2 separate regions of the Mus musculus genome follow, and region 2 is linked to region 1. The links are chromatin loops, found by intact Hi-C in ENCODE. Cell type or tissue: gastrocnemius. All regions are shown on one strand. Links, peaks and the distances in the headings refer to the core of each region. The heading gives the core; the rest is flanking DNA.

Region 1 (8,336 bases), core at 9-8,008:
GGACCTTTGATCGAATTTATTAAGCTTTATTAAGTCACAGACTGATTCTGCCTTAAACAAAACAGTTTCAGTCCACTACCATCAACTAGACATCTGAGACTCAGCCAAAGACCTGTCTTCCAACAGTGCAGTGAGGGCAGCCATTGCTTCAGTTCTCTACCCTTGCTGCAGAAACAGAGCCTTCTTGGTTCCATAAGCTGTGGAAATGACAATGATGGATGGGGTGACCTCCAGATCTTATACTGGCTGAGGGCCATAAGCTGTGGAATTATCAATGACGGAATTTTGTGGTGCCACGAGCCAGATACACACCGCCTATTGGCTGCAAGGTGACCCAATGACGGGATTATTGTGGGTCCACTGCCTGGGTGCCCATCACAACTACAAGTGGCCTGATTAAGTCATTGGAATAAGACGTGATGCCAGGAGTGGTTGCAACCTGCATTAGCCTAAGACAGGGTCCTTGCCCACCTAGGACCTGAAAAGGCCTAGTTATTGCGGTGCTGGATGTGGGTGCATGCCACGATAAAGACCTAAAACAGGTGCTTGACTGACCCTCTTTTCATGGCCATCCCCCACATTTAATAAAGAAAAAAGGGGGAGATGTGAGAGACCAAACTGTGGGAAACTAGACCAAAGACAACTCTCACCCTGAAGAAGAGGCTGACCCTTTGATGGGAATTATGTCACCCCCTCCTTCATTGTCTCCACCTGGCACCTGGAACTGCCAGCTTCACTTCATCCTTCATGTATCCACTTGGCGCCTAGAACTGCTTAGGTTAAGAAAGCTTCACCTCCTCCTCCATGTCTCCATTTGGTGCCTAGGACAGTTTATGGCACTCCAAAATAGCTACAAGATGTTTGATGGCTGCCTGGAACTTTTTAGTTAGGGCTGACACTCCAAGATAAACTGCAGAATGTTTGAAGGCTGCCCGGGACTGTTTTAGGGCCAACATTCCAAGATAAGCTGCAAGATGTTTGAAGCCTGCAATCAGCATCTGCCCCAGATGTCCATCCCTTTCTCTGTATTTTATTATACTCCTCGACCCCGCCCTATTTTCTCTCATTGTGTGCTTATAACCAGGCTCTTAAGCCTCCATTAAACAGACCTTGACAACTCTCTGCTTGGTCTTGCTTCCCTTTCTCCGACCGTTTCTCTTGCAGGCCTCGTCCTTCTCGACCCATGGAATAACTAAGTTCTGCTGGACAGGACACAGCTGCAAGGCATTTTCTCAATTAGTGATCAAGGGGAGAGGTCACCTTGTGGGTAGTGCCATCTCTGGGCTGGTAGTCTTGGTTCTATAAGAGAGTAGGCTGAGCAAGCCAGGGGAAGCAAGCCTGTAAAGAACATCCCTCCATGGCCTCTGCATCAGCTCCTGCTTTTTGACGTGCTTGAGTTCCAGTCCTGACTTCCTTTAGTGATGAACAGCAATGTGGAAATGTAAGCTGAATAAACCCTTTCCTCCCCAACTTGCTTCTTGGTCATGATGTTTGTGCAAGAATAGAAACCCTGACTAGGACAAACATCAATGTAGAATATGGAGGCTCAGCTCAAGAAGTTACCAATGAGAACAATATTAGCAACTGGGATAGTGACCATTCTTGTGATATTTTGCAGAGAAGGTTCCTGCCTCCAGCACTTGTCCTACAAACCTGTCAGAGGCTAAATTCAGAACTTTTAGACTAACTACATTGATAGAGATTTCAAGACAGCCTAACATTGATACTATTGTATAATTGTTATGAAATATAATGCAACCAGGATATGACAAGGTGGACCAAGCCACAGATCTTGTGGAAAGAGGTTTATTGGTGGAGAAGAGTTGAGTGAGGACATGGTGAGGGGATAAAGGCAGACAAGTCGATGTGTGGACAAACAGACAGACAGACAGACAGACAGACAGACAGAAAGACAGACAGCAGTGAGAGAGCCATGAGGGCAGTGAGAGTCACACAGAGAGAACCAAGAGAGGGAATGCAGAGAGATCAAGCTGGAATGGCTAGTGGTAATTTTATCTGCAGCACACAGGTGGTACACCTGATATACCTGGTACACTTGTGGCAGGGGCAGGTGATGGCATAAAAACTTGCTAGGTCCCTGAGAGCAGGCCACTGGAATTGCCTGTATGTTAACAATGATTACTAGTGATCACTCTTGTAAAGATCTAAAAGTAAAAAAGCAAGCAAAAAGAGATATAGAACATGCAGTTTGAGTATAAAAAAGAGCATCAGATATTCTAATATTGCAGCCAAGTCTTGTTCTCAAAGATATAAAAAGATTAAAGATAAGCCTGATGCAAAATTGAATAGTGTTACCTTTGGGGAAAGAACCTCCATCCCACAAGTTTTCAGATTGTAAATATAATGTTAATAGATCTGGGTCTGTTTCTTTTAACAGGTACATTTCCTGGTGTGCCCATAAGTAGTATAGGAAGCCATTTTGTCCCCTATGCCATTGAGTTTTCATATGAAGTGACATTCCAGCATTTCAAGGATAAAGGGTTATATACTCTCTTCTGTAGCTTCTTTCTGCTGAAATTGCCAGGACACAGGAAGGGTGGAATGTTTGTCAAAGGCTGGGAGGAGAATCAGGCAACTGAGCATTATCAAAAGCATCTAGTTTAATCTAGATGAAGAAATGGTAAGCAATCACATCAGCTGCACTGGTTCACCTCAACTCTCAGCAAATCCAGAGCTAGAAGCAATTTGAAGCAGTTTGTACTCCACAGCTGATTCCTAGATACTGACTGTTGGTCAAGTGGAAATCTGCTGAGACAGATATTGACTAGGGCCAGAAGTTAAAGTTTAGGAAATTTGGAGTTTATAATTCTGATAGTTTGGGGACAGGAGAACAGCCAAGAGGTGGATGGGGAGGGGGAAGGGAGAGAGAGAGATAAGCAAGTAGAGAATCTTAGACTGTGGAGAAGCTTAAGCTGTGGAGAAGCTTAGGCTGTACTTTCTGGGGTCCTTTTGATCAGTAAGAGGTGGATCCAAGTCTTATGGCTCCCTGGATTCCCTAGTGTTAACATTACTTTTTTTTAGTTTACAAAATATACAAAAGTTTTAGGTATATTGGCATTACCACTCTTTATAATCTGTACTGAAATCTACGTTGTAGAAAAAGCAGCTAACAGGTGTCTGTAAGAGAACTGGAGTAGACCCATGCCTTCCAATTATTAAAAAAGCCATGGTTTCGGGTTAAAAACATAAACATTCTTTTTTAGGTACATAGAGATGTTTTTAGCTGAATGATAAGCATCTTTAAGTCTGTTTAGAAGATTGTATTCTGGGTTACGGGGACAATCCACTGATTGATCAAAGAAAGCGACACTGAAGGACGAGTTTAGCCTCCTCAAGCAGCAGAGGAATCAGACCTTCAAAGACTAAACCCCAAACACATTTTGCAGATCCTCTTTTTTGTTACACAAAAGGCACCTTTAACAAGTCAATTTCTATGTCCCCAAATTTCTCATCTGATCTAGAATTGTCTTGAAAGAACCATAACTTTAAGTAAGTCTCAGACTTCCTGGTGTGTCAGGCATGTCTCTGAGAACCCTTCAAAAGAGCATGTCTCTGAAAATCCTACAAAAGAACAACACCACAAAATCTCAGATAACAGTCACTGACAAAGGCTATTTTCAAAGTCTAGGTGCCATCACTCCAGAATTCATATCAGATACAGCGATTCTGCTACTGAAGACAAACAAAGGAAATGTGAAGCCCTAACCTTTTGATTGATATCAGTTTTACCAGTTTATCAGAACTCCTCTGGCTCTTGCTCAGCAGCCCCCATTCCTCACAGTGTGCCTTTTAGCTGTGTTCCAGCACTGCCTGGTAGACAGGAGGGGGTAACAGCCACTTTTGTAAGAGGAGTGTACCTCTTTGTTTAAGTCCTGAAATGTAGACCTAGAAAGGGGTAGGCTCAAGGTATCAGGGTTGTGCTGAGGATGGGGTCTTATGTCAGAGGGCCGGGTGATTTTGTCTCAGGCTTGAAGCTGACATAGGTGCACCTGGCTCTAATACCTTGCTGTCTGAGCTGTTTTTGTAGAGCTCCTACGGGGTTGGGGGACAAATGTCTGTTTAAAATGGGAATACGACTTTGGGAGAGGAGTCAAACCATGGTGGTGTGGGCATTAACTGGAAATGCCTGACATTCTTACATTACAATCAGCATCATGAGTGGAGTATTAATTGTCATTTTATCCACTTTGAGCAGAGGGAGAAAGCCAAGGGATAACTTAGCATTTACTCCAATTTCTTGGCAGGGGTCCTGCTTAGTGAAGCTTTGCTTGCTTTGGGAGAAAGGGGCTAGGGAGAGGGGAAGCACCAATTTGGCATGGAGCTGTTTTTACTTTGTGTGTGTGTGTGTGTGTGTGTGTGTGTGTGTGTGTGTGTGTGTGTGTGTTTCTTTTTTGTTATTTAATTATATATTTTCTTTATTTCCATTTCAAATGTTATACCCTTTCCTAGTTTCTACTCTGAAAATCCCTTGTTCTCTCCCGCTCCTCCCTGCTCCCCAACCCAACCTCTCCCACTTCCTGGCCCAGGCATTCCCCTATACTGGGGTATAGAGCCATCATAGGACAAAAGGTCTGTCCTCCCATTGATGGCCGACTAGGCCATCCTCAGCTACATGTGCAGCTAGAGCCATGAGTCTCTCTGTGTGTTTTCTTTGATTGGTGGTTTAGTCCCAGGGAGCTCTGGGGTTACTGGTTATTTCATATTGTTGTTCCTCCTATGGGGCTGCAAACCCCTTCAGCTCCTTGGGTACTTTCTCTAGCTCCTTCACTGGGGACCCTGTATTCCATCTAATGGATGACTGGGAGCATCAGCTTCTGTATTAGTCAGGTGTAGGCAGCCGGGCGCCTTAAAGATGGCACCGGCCTCCGGTACACCATCGCTGTAAACAACACCAGTGTGCAGGCACTACCCCGAATCTGGTGCCAACCCCTCCCGAGCGGGTGCATACAAATTAAAGTGCCGGCAGACTGACCAATCCCAGGAGGACACATAGATTTCCCCAGTGCTGGGGTGTATATAAGCAGTCCTCCCTGGGTTTCCGGAGTTCCCGTAGCATCGAGGTGTTCCTGAAATAAAAAAAGGCTGTTGAGAAGAACCGACCGTGTTGCGTTTTTTCTTGCTGGACGAGGTGAGCGCAACAAGTTGGTGGCCGGCACAGGGACCCGAGGATCTCGTGGATTCAGAACTCTTCAGGTGAGGAAGGGCAGTACCGGTAAGTCTCCCAAATTGATCCCTGGTTAAAAGGAGGGATATGTTTTTCTCGCCCGTAGACCTAGTGTGGGTAGCTCTTAGTGTTTTTGTTTCATTTTTTTGTAATTTCTGGCCTCTGCTTTTGTATGATAGAAGCAGTTAAGGCTGGTCAGAAAATTCTCACGGAACAGCAAGAAAGTATGTAAGAGGAAGATAGGAAACACATAACCAAAAGAAAGAAAAGGGGTGAAAAAGAGAGAGAAAAAGAAAAGGGAGAAAAGGCAAATTCAAAAGGAAAAGGAAATAATGAGAAAGGAAAGGAAATAGCAAAAAGATATCCCTCATTAAAAGACTTAACAATAAGTTCAGCAAGTTCTGACTCCAGTGACTCGGAGCTTAGTAAAGATGATGAAGCTGACCTAGAAGAAGAGGCAGCTCAATATGAGAGGGATAGGTATGATCCGGATTGGCCATATAGAGCCAACCCAATGAAAAAGGGAGTATCAGTCAACAAAAGGACGAAAAGAAAAGGAAAGAAAAGAAAAGAAGAAAAGAAAAGAAAAGAAAAGAAAAGAAAAGAAAAGAAAAGAAAAGAAAAGAAAAGAAAAGAAATTAGAAAAGAAACGATTGTTTGTAGCACCTGACAAAGTTCAGATGGGAAATTTAGGAGAGTTCTTGGGTGCTCGAATTACTCCACATTTTATTACACCTCAAAAGATAGAATTACGTAAAGATCATTTGAAAACATTGAATGATTTCTAGAAGTTGTTGGGAGATATAAATTGGATTCGTCCATATATGAGGCTATCAAATTTTGAATTAATCCCTCTTTTTGATATATTGAAGGGCGATCCACAGCTTTCGTCACCTCGTGCTCTCACCCCTGAGACCTGAGTAGCATTAAAAAAGGTAGAAAGGTGTTTAGAAAAGGCCAAGCTGTATAGATGAAAAGAAGAAGAGGACATCCTCTTATGCATTTTGAAGACATTCCGCCAACCAACAGGAGTGTTGTGGCAGTCAGGTCCTCTATTGTGGATTTATCCTCATGAGTCTCCCAATAAAACCCTTGAATATTATCCCATTGCTGTAGCTCAATTAGCAATTTTGGGCATTAAATCGTGTATTCAACATTTTGGAGCACCCCCTCAGAAAATCATTACACCTTATAATGCTAATCAAATACAGATCCTAAGTTCTTTGATAGATGATTGGGCCCTATTGCGCTGTAATTTTGATGGGGAATTAGATAATCATTATCCCAAAGATCCTTTGCTACAATTTTTTAGTGAACATCCAGTGATTTTCCCCAAAGTCACAGCATCTAAACCCATATCGGGTGCATTGGATATTTATACAGATGGTTCTAAAACAGGTGTTGGTGCCTATGTAGTTAATTCTCAAAAACCCGTTCTTTTTTCAATACAATCCTGGCACCCTACAACTTACTGAATGTAAAATTGTGTTGGAAGTATTCAAAGCTTTTAAGGAATCTTTTAATCTAGTCTCTGATTCGGCTTATGTAGTAAATGCAGTGCGTGCATTAGAAATTGCAGGACCCATTAGACCTACCAGCCCTCTGTGCACCATCTTATTAGAGTTACAAAAATTGATTTGGAAAAGAACACATAAATTCTTTATTCAACATATTCGAGCTCACTCTACATTGCCAGGCCCTATGGCTAAAAGAAATGCCTTAGTGGACGCTAGCACTCACATGGAATTTATTTTTCACGCCACCCCACTGGAGCTTGCAAAAGATTTTCATCGATTGTATCATGTTCCTGCTGCCACACTTCAGCAGAAATTTGATATCTCTCGAACCTCAGCACGAGATGTGGTGTTACAATGCCCACAGTGTGTACAATTTCACCACCCTCCTCATGTTGGTATTAACCCTCGTGGATTGCTTCCTCTAAAACTGTGGCAAATGGATGTTACTCATGTCTCAGCATTTGGAAGATTAAAATATGTTCATGTTTCAATTGACACCTGTTCAGGTGTCATTTTTGCCTCCCCCATGTCTGGTGAGAAATCCCACAATGTGATTGGCCATTGCCTAGAAGCCTGGGCATCTTGGGGAAGGCTAGATAGTTTAAAAACTGATAATGGCCCCGCATATACATTAAAATCATCCCAAAACTTTTGCAAAATAATGCAGGTTAGTCACTCTACTGGCCTTCCCTACAATCTACAGGGCCAAGGCATGGTGGAAAGAGCACATCAAACCTTAAAAGAACTATTACAAAAACAAAAAGGGGGAATCGCCGATGGCCCGCCACCCAAAGAACAATTATCTTTAGCCCTCTTTACTTTAAATTTTTAATTCTGGACGAAAATGGTGTTCTCTTAGGGTCTGTATAACATCTGTCCAGGATCTTCTGGCTTTCATAGTCTCTGGTGAAAAGTCTGGTGTAATTCTGATAGGCCTGCCTTTATATGTTACTTGACCTTTTTCCCTTACTGCTTTTAATATTCTATCTTTATTTAGGGCATTTGTTGTTCTGATTATTATGTGTCGGGAGGAATTTCTTTCCTGGTCCAGTCTATTTGAAGTTCTGTAGGCTTCTTGTATGTTCATGGGCATCTCTTTCTTTAGGTTTGGGAAGTTTTCTTCTATAATTTTGTTGAAGATATTTGGTGGTCCTTTGTGTTGAAAATCTTCATTCTCATCTACTCCTATTATCCGTAGGTTTTCTTCTCATTGTGTGCTGGATTTCCTGGATGTTTTGAGTTAGGATCTTTTTGCATTTTGTATTTTCTTTGATTGTTGTGCCGATGTTCTCTATGGAATCTTCTGCACCTGAGATTCTCTCTTCCATCTCTTGTATTCTGTTGCTGATGCTTGCATCTATAGTTCCAGATTTCTTTCCTAGGTTTTCTATCTCCAGCGTTGCCTCACTTTGGGTTTTCTTTATTGTGTCTACTTCCCTTTTTAGGTCTTGGATGGTTTTATTCAATTCCATCACCTGTTTGGTTGTGTTTTCTTGCAATACTTTAAGGGATTTTTGTGCTCTCTCTTTAAGGTCTTCTACCTGTTTAGCAGTGTTCTCCTGTATCTCTTTGAGTGAGTTATTAAAGTCCTTCTTGATGTCCTCTACCATCATCATGAGATATGCTTTTAAATC
Region 2 (8,336 bases), core at 310-8,309, 280 kb before region 1:
GATGGGAGACAAATAATACTTCCATGTAGTCTAATACCGAACATTTAAAAAGAACTTAGATTTCACAAAGTCACCCTAAGTAGGGTTGTTCTTCATGTGTCCCTCATCGCTTCTCCACTGCAGGCATAGAAACCTTACTCTCTAATGGGTTAAGTGTCATGCATGGAGCTTCTTCTTTTAAAGTTACCAAGCATTCTACTAATGTTTTATTTCTGCAACAGAATTTGTTAAAATTTTACTTTTAATGGAATTTTGCTTACACGATTCCCATGGTCAAATATGGACCTTGATCTGCAAATCTTAAAAAATTAATAAAAGAGTTAACCTATTACATTTATGCACTACAGAATGTGCAACTTAAAAGATGTCAAAGTGAACCATTTTAGTTTTTACTCAAAGTGTTGTGTTTAATATTAAATTTTGTTTTAAGAGTTAAAAAGAAGAATCGAAGCTAAATTACTTAAGATGAAGCATGGTTCACATGCTGTTTCAAATAAGAATGCTCCCTCCGGGCTCATATGTTGAATGCTTGGTTCTCAGTAGATTGAATTGCTTGAAGAGATTAAAATTTGTGACCTTGGTGCAGGACATTCATCACTTGGGGAGGATTGGAAGATTATATTCCTAATGAGCTTTTCACTCTTTGCCACTGTCTTGCAGATAAGGATGTAAGCACTTAACTACTGCTCCAGCACTTTGCCTGCCAGACTGTTGCCAGGCTCCTTTCTATGATGAACATGATGGACTCAAGCTCTGACACTCACACTCTGACACTGTAAGCAAGCTCTAAATTAAGTATTTTGTTTTCTAAGTTTTCTTTCTTATGGTTTCTCCTCACAGAGATAGAAAATTAACTACGCCAAAAGTTGGTAGCAAAGTGTGGTATGTTTCTGTGACAGGCCTGACTATCCAAATTTTTGGAGAAATATTGAAATTTTGGGCACTTTGGACTAGAAAAATGGTTCAATGTTGTAAGTCGAGCATATTATCTCCTCCTATTTAAGCTTCAAAGACACTCATGCTGTGACATTGTACTGGCTAGTTTTGTGTCAACTTGACACAGGCTGGAGTTCACAGAGAAAGGACTTTCATTTGGGGAAATGCCTCCAGGAGATCCAGCTGTGTGAGAGACCAAACTGGGAAACTAGACCCACAACAACTCTCACCCTGAAGATCAGGCTGACCCTTTGATGGGAATTATGTCACCCCCTCCTTCATTGTCTCCACCTGGCACCTGAAACTGCCAGCTTCACTCCGTCCTTCATGTATCCACTTGGCGCCTAGAACTGCTTAGATAAAGCCAGCTTCACCTCCTCCTCCATGTCTCCATTTGGTGCCTGGGACAGTTTACTCCAAAATAGCTACAAGATGTTTGATGGCTGCCTGGGACTTTTTAGTTAGGGCTGACACTCCAAGATAAGCTGCAGAATGTTTGAAGGCTGCCCAGGACCGTTTTAGGGCCAACATTCCAAGATAAGCTGCAAGATGTTTGAAGCCTGCAATCAGCATCTGCCCCAGATGTCCATCCCTTTCTCTGTATTTTACTATACCCCCTCACCCCTCCCTATTTTTCTCATTGTGTGCTTATAACCAGGCTCTTAGCCTCCATTGAACAGACCTTGACAACTCTCTGCTTGGTCTTGCTTCCCTTTCTCCACCTGTTTCTCTGGCAGGCCTCATCCTCCTCCACCCACGGAATAACTAAGTCCTACTGAATGGGACAGATGGCGCCTAGAACGTGGGGTTCAAGGCATGGAGCTTTGCCTGGCAAGGACCCAGGAGATTAGCTCCAAGAGATTTTCGTTGCAACTAGAAGAATAAGCTGTTTGAGGAACGCTCCTACCACTCATAGGAGAAGCTGTCCTCGGTGAGTAATTCCTCTCCATTAAGAAATGGGAACTAAACTGTCAAAGGAAGCAGTCTTCATCAGAGTCCTGAAAGCTTCACTCAAGAAAAGGGGAGTTTGAGTTAAGAAAAAAGATTTGATAAACTTTTTTATTTTTATAGATCAAGCTTGCCCCTGGTTTATAATTGACGGGGCAGAGATACATCGTAAAAAATGGCAAAGGTTAGGTCGAGCATTAAATGATATATTGACCAGGCAGGACCCCAATGCTGTTCCTGCAAATATTTTCACTTACTGGGGACTTATTCGTGACGTAGTAGAAAGTGCGGTTGATGATCCTCAGAAACAGCAGCTTTTGTTGGTTGTAGAATACTGTCTCTGCCCCTTGTTTGGGGAGGCTTCAGTGAGCTCCCTCCCCAACAAGAAACCCACTTCAGTAAATACAGACATGCCTGAAGCCCCTTAGGCTTCTCTTTAGACTCCTCTCCCAGTGGATCCGTCTCCTATAGAAATGCCACTGATCAATCCAGTCTTTAAAAAAAACCCTTGGCTGAGGGGCCTCTGGTTCCTACGGACGCAGACACTTTGGAAGAAGAGGTCCTTTGTCCTAGTAAGCCTCATGCTTCAGCCCCTCCATACAGGATCCCTCCCTACCTTCTGCCAATCTGCGCACCCACCCCCTGGTCTCCAACATTGCCCATCCCCACTCTCATAGATGCCAGGGACAAACTTGCATCTCAAGTTGCAGGGTTACAAGAAGTTTTACAGCTCCAGAAACAGTACACCCACCTTTTTACAGGCATCCCTTAAGGAAACAATCCTTGCCCGTGCCCCAGCCGCAGCCTCGGGCTGCACAAAAAAGAAAAAATCCTCAGGGAGGGTGTAAAATCTAAAATGCTGGCTTTCCCTGTAATTGCCCGCTCCACAGGAGCCACCAGCTATAACCCGCCCACTTCCACTTCAGAGGACTCCCCTTCAACCGCCCAAGCCGAATCTGCCTCCACAGAAATTGTACCCTCAGTTAACACAGCTGCACCTCCTAATGATGACCTCTCCAAGTCTGGTAGCGAGGGCGGAGCTGCCAGTGGGGGAGATAGTGAAACAGAAATCGAGGCTGAGGATCAAGTGCCTGCTCCTGCCCAGCTGGCTGCACTTTAAAGATCTGAGGGAGCTTAATACTGCAGTACAAACATATGGGCCAAATGCTCCTTACACTCTTTCTGTGCTCATGCTTCCTGGTGAATGGATTAAGGTAGTTCAATCTGTTTTGACCCACGGGCAATTCCTGTTGTGAAAAGCTGACTTCCTTGATCATTGTCAGTCTATTGCAGTAACCAGAGGTCCCCTCGTCCACCCTGCACTGCCTGGACCTTCGAGAAACTTAGTGGTCAAGGTAAATATGCAGCAGAGGCACAGCAGCAACACCTCCCTGTTGATCTCCTGGCTCAAACTGCCAACGCAGCGCTTAGTGCTTGGCGAGCAGTACCAGCAAAAGGCTCAGTTATCACTCCCCTAACTAAAGTTATTCAAGGGGCCCAAGAAGTCTATAGTGAATTTGTGAGTCGTCTACTTGAGGCTGCAGAGCGGACTCTAGGAGATGAGGATGTGGAAAATAAGCTTATTAAACAATTGGCTTATGAGAATGCTAATTCAGCCTGTCAGGCTGTCTTGCGCAGTAAAATTAGGGACAGAGACCTCAATGAAATAATTCTTCTCTGCCTTGATGTGGATACCTTTACTCATAGGATGTCTCAAACAGTCTAACTTGTGATGGGCGCAGCACTTAAGCCTGTCATGGCTGTTGGTGTGGCTCTTCAACAGACTGGCCCACAGAAAAGCTGTTTTAAATGTGGCCAGCCTGGGCATTTTGCCCGCCATTGTCCCTTGTTATCTCCTCTTGTTAATGTCCCCCAGCCTTGGGGGGGGAGGGTCTGCCACTGCCCACCTTGTACCGCCCAACACCCCTTGCCCACGGTGCCAGAAGGGCAAACATTGGGCTAGTGCCTGTAAATCTAAAACAGACATGTCTGGAAATCCTCTGCCTCCCCTTCAGGAAAACAGATGGTGGAGCCAGCCCCAGGGCCCCAATCCATCTCGTTTCTTCCTGCCACGGGGAACAGCCAGAAGCCAAACCAGCCCCTAGTCTCTACAGAGCCACACCAAGTAGCGCAGGACTAGACTTGTGTGCCCCCGCCAACTCAATACTAGCACCTGAGGATGGCGTCCAAATCCTTTCCTCTGGGGTCTTTGAACCTCCTCCACCTAATACTTAATTTTTAATTCTGGGGTGTGCCTCCACCACATTAAAGGGACTTATGGTTCACCCCTCTCTAGTAGATAATGATTATACTGGAGAGATTAAGATTTTAGTTAGTGCCCCTCTGGGCCCAGTATCGATATTCAAAGGGCAACGCCTAGCTCAAGCCCTGCCTCTGCCTCTAGATACCTCCCACCCAGTGATAGGTGCACAGTGTAGCTCCTCACAGCCACGCTCATCAGATCTTTACTGGGTCCAGTCAACTACCAGGAACCACCCTACACTCCACCTTAAGATAAATGGCAAGAGCTTTGAGGGCCTCTTAGACTCAGGCACTGATTCCACTGTAATCTCACAGAGTGCCTGGCCCACCCCCTGGCCGTTGCAAGCCTCTTTAACCCACTTGCAGGAAATTGGACAATCAAAAAATACTCTCCAGAGCTCACAACTGCTGACTTGGGAAGATAATGAGGGAAATTCTGGCTCCATTCAGCCCTTCATTGCTCCTGGCCTACCTGTTAACCCTTGGGAAAGAGATATTCTCTCTCAAATGAAAAGTCTTTATGTGCAATCCCAATGCAGTTATTGCTCATCAAATGCTTTCCCAGGGCTATCTCCCTAGACAGGGACTAGGTAAAAACAGCCAAGGGAGGCCTACACCGATAGAGGCCACCCCCAAGGTAGATCATGCAGGCTTGGGCTATAATACCCATTTTTCCTAAGGACCATTGCTCTCCCTGCACACCAGGTAGACAAGATTACATGGAAAGATGACTCCCCTGTCTAGATTGGCCAATGGTCCCTCCCCATCGAAAAGCTGTCAGCAGCCATACAGTTAGTTCAGGAACAGTTGGCTGCTCGGCATATCGAGCCTTCCACATCACCTTGGAATACCCCAGTATTCGTCATATGAAAGCAAAGTGACAAATGGCAATTGTTACAAGATCTTAGAGTGGTCAATAAGACCATGTTCCCCATGGGGGCTTTTGATCCTGGGCTTCCCTCTCCAGTGGCTATTCCCAGGAGAGATGTCAAATTAGTCATTGACTTAAAAGATTGCTTCTTTTCCATTCCTCTTCACCCTGACGATTGCAAGCGCTTTCCTTCCCATGGGTCAATTGTGTTGGGCCTTCCCGCCCCCCGTCCCGTTTTCAGTAGAGGGTTATCCCTCAAGGCATGGCCAATAGTCCCACCCTTTGCCAAAAGTATGTGGCTCAGACAATTGACCCTTTCAGAATGTCTTACCCTGACTTATATATTATACATTATATAGACAACATTCTTCTTGTGGGGCCCAAGGTGTGATTGATAACTATTATCCTGCTGATAAACTAGTTCAATTCCTACATAGGATACCTGTGGTTTTCCCAAAGAGAACAAAGCCAGGTGGGATTGCTGGGGCTGTGGTAGCTTTTACTGATGGGTCCTCCTCAGGTGTGGCTGCCTTCAGCATTGGTGGAGAGGTCTCGTGTTTTATGACAGACTTTTCCTCGGTGCAACTTGTTGAACTGGCAGCCATTGTTAGGGTGTTTGAACTCTTTCCTGAAACTCCTTTTAATTTGTATACAGATAGCGCTTATGTGGCCACCTCTGTTCCTCTTCTAGAACCTGTTCCAAATATTCGCCCCTCAACCAATGCTTCCCTGTTGTTTTCTAAACTTCCAAAACTTATCCTTGCCCGCAATTTTCCTTTTTTTGTTGGCCATATTCGTACTCATTCAGGCCTGCTTGGGCCATTGTCTGAAGGCAACGATATAGTTGATCAGGCTACCCAGGTAGTGGCTTCTGCCTTGTCTACCACTCCTCTTGCCGCCGCTCAAAAGGCCCATGATTTACACAATCTTAATGCCCATACCTTGAGACTTAAATTTTCCATCACCGGCGAACAGGCACAAGAAATTGTTCGGCAGCGTAAGGGCTGCCTGACCCTTTTGCCTAAGCCACATGTGGGAGTCAACCCCCACATGCTAATTCCTGCTGAGTTGTGGCAGATGGATGTTACGCACTATGCTCCCTTTGGAAAGTTAAAATATATTCATGGCTCTGTTGATACTTTTAGTGATTTTATCTGTACATCTTTACAGATGGGGGAGGCCACTAAACATGTTATCAGTCATGTTCTCTCCTGCTTGGTGGTTACACCACAAGCCAAGATCCTCAAGGCAGATAATGGCCTGGGATATGCTAGTTCCAGCTTTAAACAGTTTTGTGCTCAAATGGGTATCAAGCATATTACTGGCATTCCCTATAACCCCCAGGGCAAGGCATTGTAGAAAGGACTCATCAAACCCTTAAAAATATGCTCTTTAAATTACAGTCTGGGGGAGGAGTTCTATATCCCCAATAGGCAAGTTGAAGACCCTCTTGAATCATGCACTATTTGTCTTAAATTTTCTTACATATGACACTGTAGGCAAGTCTGCCGAAGATCACCTTTGGCACCCTTCAACTGCCAACAATTATGCACAAGCCATGTGGAGGGATCCCTTGTCCAAAAAATGGCAAGGTCCAGATCTGGTCCTTATATGGGGCAAAGGACATGCTTGCATTTATGATTCAGGAGCCCAAAATGCTAGACGGCTCCCAGAGTGCCTAATAAAACCATATAACTCATCCAGGGAAGAAAAGCCCTGAGAAAGCTCCCCCTTTTCTATCTTCCAGATGGCGATTTGGATAGTTACATTCACCTTGGCTTCCCTGGCTGCGGTCAGAGATGGATTTGAACAACCCACAGATAGACTGACTTTTCTGACTGGCATTTATGGCAAGCCCTGCCAGTCATGTAGGGGCAATCATAATGGGCCCTTGACACTCTCTAGTGGATCCTCATTTATGGTGGACTGTGGCAACCAGATCGCTACTCTGCAGTGGAGTGCTTCACATATGGGTGGCGCACAAGAATGGTGGGGCTGCAGTGATAAACCAAAGCCCAAACCTGTGGGACCAAATGGCACCTGCCCCGCCAAATGTAATTTTGTTTTACAAATGCATTCTGGTTATTACAAGCGGGTCACAACATGCTTTCATAATGGCCTCAAGTATTTTACTGCCATTTTCTATAAATATTCCACAGGCTCCTTCTGGGGGAAATTGGAACTCCGATGTCTGTGTCATTGGCTATAAGTCCAATAAATATGCAGGCTCCTTCTGCCTAGCCCCAGTGGGTGAACAAGCCTGCTGGCCCTGTGGTGCTCCTATTCATGTCTCAGATGGCAGAGGTCCGACAGACATGGTTAGAGAAGAAAGGGTTCAGTTGATCATTCAACATCAGGTAGAGAATTTGTTCCCCAAGCTAGAATACAACCCTTTGCTCAAGATAGTGCCAAAAGGGGTAGATTTGAACCCACAGACCATGGATATTATTGAAGCTACTCACAAAGTACTGAATTCCACCAATCCTATGCTCACTGAGGATTGCTGGTTATGTTTGGGCTTGGGGGTGACGTGGCCTTTGGCCTTTCCATTGCTCAACACCTCTGATCCGCCTTCCCCTACCTTACATAATTGCAGTTTTACAAAACCTTTAAAGGTTCAGCCTACTGAGTTTAATACCTCTTTTTGTTTTGGGGACCCTATGCCAAATAATTCCTTTGATGTTGATCTTGGTATTGCCTACTTTACCTATTGCTCTACTATAGTTAATTCCTCCCAGGCTGGTTTCTGCCCCCTGGCAGAGTTTTCATTTGTGGAGATAATATGGCTTATCCCTTTCTGCCCATAAATTGAACGGGACTCTGTGCCCCTGCCCTGCTCGTCCCCGATATCCATATTCTCCCTGGTGATGAACCCGTTCTCCTTCCTAGCTTTGACACTTTTGTCCCTCAACATAAAAGGGCACTCCAATTCATTCCCCTACTGGTGGGGCTCAGCATAACTAGCGCTCTTGCATCGGGAACTACGGGGTTAGGGGTAGCCATAGACTCATACAAGAAGCTTTCCTTACAGTTGATCTCTGAAGTTAATATGATATGTGAGTCTATAAAAAGATATTCAGGATCAGTTAGACTCCCTTGCTGAAGTTGTTCTCCAAAACAGAAGAGGGCTTGATCTTTTGACTGCAGATAAGGGAGGTATTTGCCTGGCCCTGCAAGAAAAATGCTGTTTTTATACAAATAAACCTGGCATAGTTAGAGATAGAATTAGAAAACATCAAGAGGAGTTACAGAAGAGACTTAAAGAGCTTTTTGATAACCCCATGTGGAGTTTTTGGAATGGGGCTTTGCCTTTTCTCCT

The links. A loop is a pair of places that touch in the nucleus more often than their neighbours do. Peaks named below come from ENCODE experiments on the same cell type or tissue, not always from the same donor. Only the 100,000 strongest peaks of a DNase experiment are listed, where the experiment ranks them.
Region 2: it touches region 1 in a loop (9-fold over the local background); 13 of 42 quality-filtered maps call a loop at or near these places.

Annotation. Positions count from the first base shown.
Region 1 is chr19:8,413,345-8,421,680 of GRCm38, forward strand. No RefSeq gene overlaps it. Among named protein-coding and RNA genes, the nearest start is that of Slc22a30, 12 kb to the left of the region's middle. In gastrocnemius, for the core only: no CTCF peak of the experiment used is centred there; no DNase peak of the experiment used is centred there.
Region 2 is chr19:8,131,798-8,140,133 of GRCm38, forward strand. Slc22a28 (solute carrier family 22, member 28) reads right to left here and starts at 185. Exons shown (of 10, transcript NM_001013820.3): 1 at 1-185. In gastrocnemius, for the core only: no CTCF peak of the experiment used is centred there; a DNase peak (open chromatin) is centred at 3,885.